Regions from separate parts of the Homo sapiens genome. Here region 2 is linked to region 1. A link is a loop called in an ENCODE intact Hi-C map of the cell type or tissue named here. Cell type or tissue: dorsolateral prefrontal cortex. All regions are shown on one strand. Links, peaks and the distances in the headings refer to the core of each region. The heading gives the core; the rest is flanking DNA. Region 1 holds the start of LOC728743 (zinc finger domain-containing protein LOC728743). Region 2 overlaps ACTR3C (actin related protein 3C).

Region 1 (2,911 bases), core at 170-2,669:
GCGCCACCCCAACCACCACATCCATTGTCTGCTGCAAGGATCCCTGCCTGGGCCTTGGAGAGAGAGTCGCGTTTCTCCACCTGGCAGCTACAGAGAGGCCACAGAGAAAAAAGCCTATTTAATGTTCTTCTACTACTTGTGACTTTTAAAATAACTTTTCCTCTCAGGCCTCTGTTTTTTTGTCTGTCAAATGTACACCCTCAGGCACGTTCTCACTGGGGCCCAGGTTTTTACTTCCCTGTCGTCACACACTATTTATGTCTGAGGGTCTCAGTCCCAGGGCGGTGCAGTGGAACACAAGCTGGGCCACGGTGCTGGGTCACGGTGCCGTGTTCCCGTCTGTGCTCTGCTACTTAGAGCTGTGAGTGTTGGAGGAAGCCACTCTGTGTTTCAATTTTATTTTCCCGTCTATAAAATGGGATAAAACCCACACAAGGTAGGGTGCACATGGTTATTGGAAGGTTCCCACGAGATCATAACATGGAAAAGGGCTTTGTAAAAGGCAAAGTTATGTCCGAGTAAGGGACATTATCATTAAATGGCAGCTGGAAGCTGTAATTTGGTTCTGCCCTCTCACGCCCGCTGCTACTCCAGACGTCGTAAGTTGCTCTTTTATGGGATATCTCTGGCTTGACTGCGGGTTCCGTTCTGAGGAGGTGGGGTCAGCAGGGGCCTGATGTCTTCTTCCTTTCCCTCTGGTCACTCTAGTGATATAACCCAGGCCATATAGTCAGGCAGACTTTGGCGAAACTGTCAGCGAGGGCAGCTCCTCGATTCGGCCCCTTTGACTATTGTCTCCAGTCCTGAAACCCTCGCCCAGGGCCGCTCCGCCGCCGGGCTCCGGCGCTCAGCCCATGTCACCCGGGGAAAGGCCGGCGCCTCCGTCCGACCCTCTTTCCTGTCGCTGGGGGCGGTTTGTGGGCCTGGCCTTGGGATTAGGAAAATAGGGATGGTGCTATAACGGCCGAATGCAGGCCTCAGGGAATCCCGAAAGGGGGAATGTCTGGGTCGGCGGATCGGGGGGCTTGAGAGGGCCCGCTCCGTGGGACGTTCAGGCCCCGGAACCGGCCCCCGCATGGTCGCCGCTCCGGCCCGGGCGGGCGCAGCGCTGGCAGCCCCGTTTTCCGCCAGCCGGGCTGCCGGAGAGTTAGACCTCCCAGCCTCACGGGGCTGCTGTGCGGCTGCGACGACGCCGGCGACTGCGGCGCTGCAGCGGAGACGGAAGGCTCGGGAGGCGGCGCCATGTGAGTGCGCGCGGGGCCGCGCTGGGGCCGCGGCGGGAGGTTACCGTATTTACCGAGGCCAGAGCCGGACCCTCGGGGGCGGGTCACTGCGGGCGTGCTACCGTATTTGCCGGGTCCCGCGCAGGTCCTTTCCGGGAGTGGGAGCGCCGGGACTTAATTACGTATTTATCCAGGGTTGCGTGGCTCCGCGGGGGGGCGCTGCGGCCGTGGGGGGTGGGCTGCATTCATTCCCTCTGGGAGCTGGGGCTTGCAGTCGGGCGGGGTGGGTTGCGGCAGCAGGGTGGAGGCCTACGTATTTTCGTGGGGGTGGGGTTGCGACGCAGAGTTTACCATATTTCTCCAGGGTTGCTCCGGCCGCAGAAGTTGGCAAGGTTGTGTGTAAGGTCGGGTGGGGTGGGGTCAGCTCTCCCGATTAATGCAGCTATTTGATAAGAGCAACGTCGCGGGACGCTTGCCGTCTTTATGGGGGCGGGGAGAAGGGGCGCGGGTGTCGCTGCGGGAGAGTTACCGTATTTGCGTTGAGCAGCGCAGACTGTAGAGCAAAGAGCTGCGGCCGGAGACCGGAGGAGCAGGGGCTCAGCTGGGCTGTGAGTGTGGCATGGGAGGAAAGAACTTGGGGGAGAGACGGGGGGCCTTTCGGCGTGCAGGCGGGGCCTCAGTCAGGGGTATAGCTGGGGAGAGTGAGGAGGCTGCCCAGTCACAGGGCCGGGCTGAGATTGGCCAAGGGGACTTTGATGATCTGTCTTTGCAGATGTCAGTGCAGCTGCCTGTGGAAAAGACTTGTGGGTGGGGTCTCTTGCAAGTAGGACTTGTCTCCTTCCCCAGGGTCAGTTCCACCCCGGCCTCGAGGGTACGGAAGACAGAGGAGGTGGCCCTGAGACCCCACTCTGCAGATAGGTTGACTGAGGCTGGAAGTGAAGAGAGGCCTTCGGGGAGGTCCAGTGGAATATTCAGCCGGCTTCCCTGATGGGGTTGGGGAGAATGGATGAGGCAGGCCTTAGGGCCCTGCAGGAGCCCAAGTTTTGGTGGGGGTCGTGGGAGTGGTGGCAGTAGACAGTGCATCTACAGGAGAAGTGGCCCTTTGGAATGCATGGCTCTGTGACGGCTGGGATGGTGGCAGTGGGGGGTGTGTGTGTGTTTTGAGGAGTGTTTAGTTGTTGAGCAGCTAGTACATTGAAAAGAGCTTTCAACAGTGAGACAGGAGACTTAAGGCCTAGTCCAGGCTCACCTTGCTCTGTGACCTTGGCAAGTATGTTGACCTCACTGAGCCTCAGTTTCCCCATCTTTAAAGTGGGGCTCAATAACCCTGCTCCGCCCCTTTCTCAGGGCTGTTGTGAGGACAATGGGAAACAATTTAAGAGGAACACAGTGTCCTGGGAAGAGGATCCTTTGGAGAAGCAGCATGAAGGGAGCTGGGTTTGGGGGTGTTGGCTGGGCACTGAGGGTGCTGCTCAGCCTTGGGCCAGGCTTTGCTGTGAGGATACCAAGAGGAATCACGCTGAGACCAGTCCCCCTGGGAGCCCACACCCTGGTTCAGTGACTTGGAAACCTTTTGAACACATGCCTCATTTTGATAAACAAAGAGCTGCCGCCTTTAATGTTTAACCGAGGTCACTTTCAAGTTTACAGGGTTGTGTTTTTTTTCCTGTTTTAAGCTTCACAAAAAT
Region 2 (2,911 bases), core at 127-2,626, 120 kb before region 1:
CAATGAAAGATTAATTAAACCTGGTCTAGAAGATGCAGGGAAGTGTTTTGTTTAATGAGAAGGGTTTGTTTAACATGAAACAATCCACATGATAATCATGTTATTGAATAAACAGCCATAGATTCAATTCCATAAGTTAAATAAGCTAAAGTATAACGAATTCAACTCAATTACATTTCATTTGAAATATTTTAAAAATCAAAGTAAGCTTGAATGTGCACTCTCAGAGGAAGGAGGAGGATATTCAGTTGCTCACCAGCTGTTCACTGGACATTTGACTGTTCTATGTCCATTTCAAATCAATACTATTAAAAGTGAGCATTCACTAGATTATCATTGTTATTATTTTATTCTTCAGATTACTAGCGAGGAACACATTCTATGCTATTTCTCTGTACAAAATAGTCATATACACATCTAAAAACAAACAGCAGTTTGTAACCCACCTACTGAATATAAACTGAATTAGCCAGGAATATATACCAAAATATAAATAAAATGCATTATATGTAAATCTTAAAATGTGCCTCCTAATTACTGCTTTCTGCAAAAGTACTAATAATTCCTTATGACTACTAGTTAAAATGATGACATTTCTAATTCTTAAGATTATCTAAATAATAGAAATGCTGGCCTTAGACAGAAGCTTTACCTAACTTGCAGCAGGGAACAGAGCAGGACCAACTGTCCAGGGTTAAAATTAGAAGTTAGGAAGGGCAATCACCAAAGATAGAAAGGTTACATATTATCCCACTCTTATGCACAGGCAACCTCCATACAGGCCTTGAGAGTAGCTACTTGTAATGCTAGCATGTGACCACCCACAACCCTTGGAGATTACTTTTAATTCTATTATCATCTATCGCTCCTAAAAGTCTTCCTAACTATTTGTGGTATAACCCATCCTTAACTATTAAAACAGATAACCAGCTCTACGGAGAGGCAAACTGAACAATCTGTCAAGCAGACAAACTGCATGGGGGATGCAGAGAGACCGAATGACGGCCACCCTGCTCACAGGCCCTTCGCTGGGAACTGCTCTTTCTACACTCTGGGTGGCAGTATCGCTCCATCCCACACTTGAGCACACAAAAAAAGAAACACCTTACCTCCGGGTGAAAGAATATTTCAGGTCCCAGGAATCTTTCGTAACCAACGTCTATAACAAACTTCTTCTGGTTGATCGCATTGATACCCGTGTACTGTTTGATCCACTTCTGGGGATCCACATCATACTTGGCAAATTCCTTGACTATATCGGGGCAAATGTAACAGTATTTCTCCTGCATACACACACAAAGATGTTGCCAGGCATTAACAACTGCCCAGTGTCTCTGCCCTCAGACAAATAACCAGGAAGCCCATGCAGTAAACACACCCTGGGATCAGAACCGCCCCCACCGTTACTCTAGTGTGGATATGCATCAAGCCTCACATTCCATCGTCTTTCATGTTAGACATGGTTACACTTGGACTTCGGACAGGTAAGTCTGCTTTCTCTGCAACTCAGCTATTAATCTCAGCCTTGGTCTATCCAATTCTATCGCTATCATATCTGAAATGATGTCTACAGGTGTCTAGAAAGCACCTCGTCTTGCCTTGTTCCTCTCAGATGCCTCCTATGGCCTGCTCTGGCACCTCACTGTGGTCCACACTGGACCAGTGGACCCGTGCTGCGAGCTCAACTACCGAGTGCGGCACTGTCTACACCCTAAACCTGACTGTAGAGGCTTCTTTGGGTCCCATTTGGGTCCCAGCATGCCACAAGCCGGGTGGCCACTGTCAACCTGCTGGTTGTTAATCTGGTGTGGAGCTGGCCACAGCACTGTCATCAGCTCCACTGACACCATCTCTTTGCCTAGAGACAGTGTACCTTGTTGACTGGGTATTCTAAGTCCCTCAATCAACATAGATTTATTGTCTAGGCACTTGGGATACACAAGGTAGCGAAACACACAGATCCCTGCCAAGATTACACTCTAGCTGGGAGTCAGAAAACAATAAGCAACCATAATAAGTAAATGACATGGTAGGTTATAAAGTGATAGGTCCCGGGGAAGAAAGGAAAAGCAGAGTCAGGTGGGAGGACTGAAGCCGCCAGGATGCTGCTGCTGCTGCTGCTGCGAGAGAAGTCGCTAACGATTCCCACCCTGCACCGACAGGCAGCCTGAGGGATGCGAAGTGTTTCATGGGTATCTGGTAAGATGAATGTTCTTGGACACCTTTGTGTTGATATGTGTCCTTAGAGCTGGCCTCAGCATAGCAGCAGGTGACCCCCAGATACTTGCTGCCTACAGGAAGCACGAGGTGGGCCGCCCAGCTGGCGCTGAGCACACTGTGGAAGGAATGGCTCTCTCAAGGACCTCCAAAGACGCTCTCGTGGTATTAAGTTTAAAGTTTCTTAGCATCCCTGAAACATATTCTAATGCCATCTTCTGGGTATCTTGGATATACTCTAGCGGAATTTTAAGAAGACTGACAGGCAAGAAGTGCTACACAACCCTGTGTTCTTTGATGACACAGAGCAACAGGGTCAGCTGATTACAACCTCAAATCTACCAAGACTGGAGACAAAGGCATTCAGTTCTCCTCACAGGCCTGGTCAACATCCTACAGCATCTCAGCTTACTTAACTCAAATGCTTCCTAGGAAATGTTTCCATTGAGTTGGGTGCAGAGTAACAGGCTTAACCTTAAGGTTCAGGATTCATGCTGCAAGGTTGGTGTGCTCACGTTACACACTCCCTCAGGCCTGTTCGCGACCACAGAAGGCCATGGCAGTAAGGGGAAGCGGGGGGAGCTCTAAACCACGCCTTTCAGGATCTGTTCCTTCAAAGAGAGAAGTCAGGTGAGAACTAACAGGGCTACCCCACAGAGCAGGGCCAGGGCAGCTGATTCGGAGGCTACGAACA

The links. Peaks named below come from ENCODE experiments on the same cell type or tissue, not always from the same donor. Only the 100,000 strongest peaks of a DNase experiment are listed, where the experiment ranks them.
Region 2: a loop joins it to region 1, with 6 times the contacts of the local background. A loop is called at or near these places in 7 of 110 quality-filtered maps.

Annotation. Positions count from the first base shown.
Region 1 is chr7:150,404,074-150,406,984 of GRCh38, forward strand. LOC728743 (zinc finger domain-containing protein LOC728743) reads left to right here and starts at 1,603. Exons shown (of 3, transcript NM_001395976.1): 1 at 1,603-1,831. RefSeq lists a silencer at 906-1,365 and enhancers at 2,074-2,582, 2,876-2,911. In dorsolateral prefrontal cortex, for the core only: a CTCF peak has its summit at 1,238; DNase peaks (open chromatin) are centred at 840 and 1,318; H3K4me3 peaks cover 2,485 bases; H3K27ac peaks cover 2,500 bases.
Region 2 is chr7:150,285,258-150,288,168 of GRCh38, forward strand. It overlaps ACTR3C (actin related protein 3C), which reads right to left. Exons shown (of 8, transcript NM_001164458.2): 5 at 1,110-1,283. Among named protein-coding and RNA genes, the nearest start is that of LRRC61, 37 kb to the right of the region's middle. RefSeq lists enhancers at 1,243-1,744, 1,745-2,244. In dorsolateral prefrontal cortex, for the core only: a CTCF peak has its summit at 1,079; no DNase peak of the experiment used is centred there.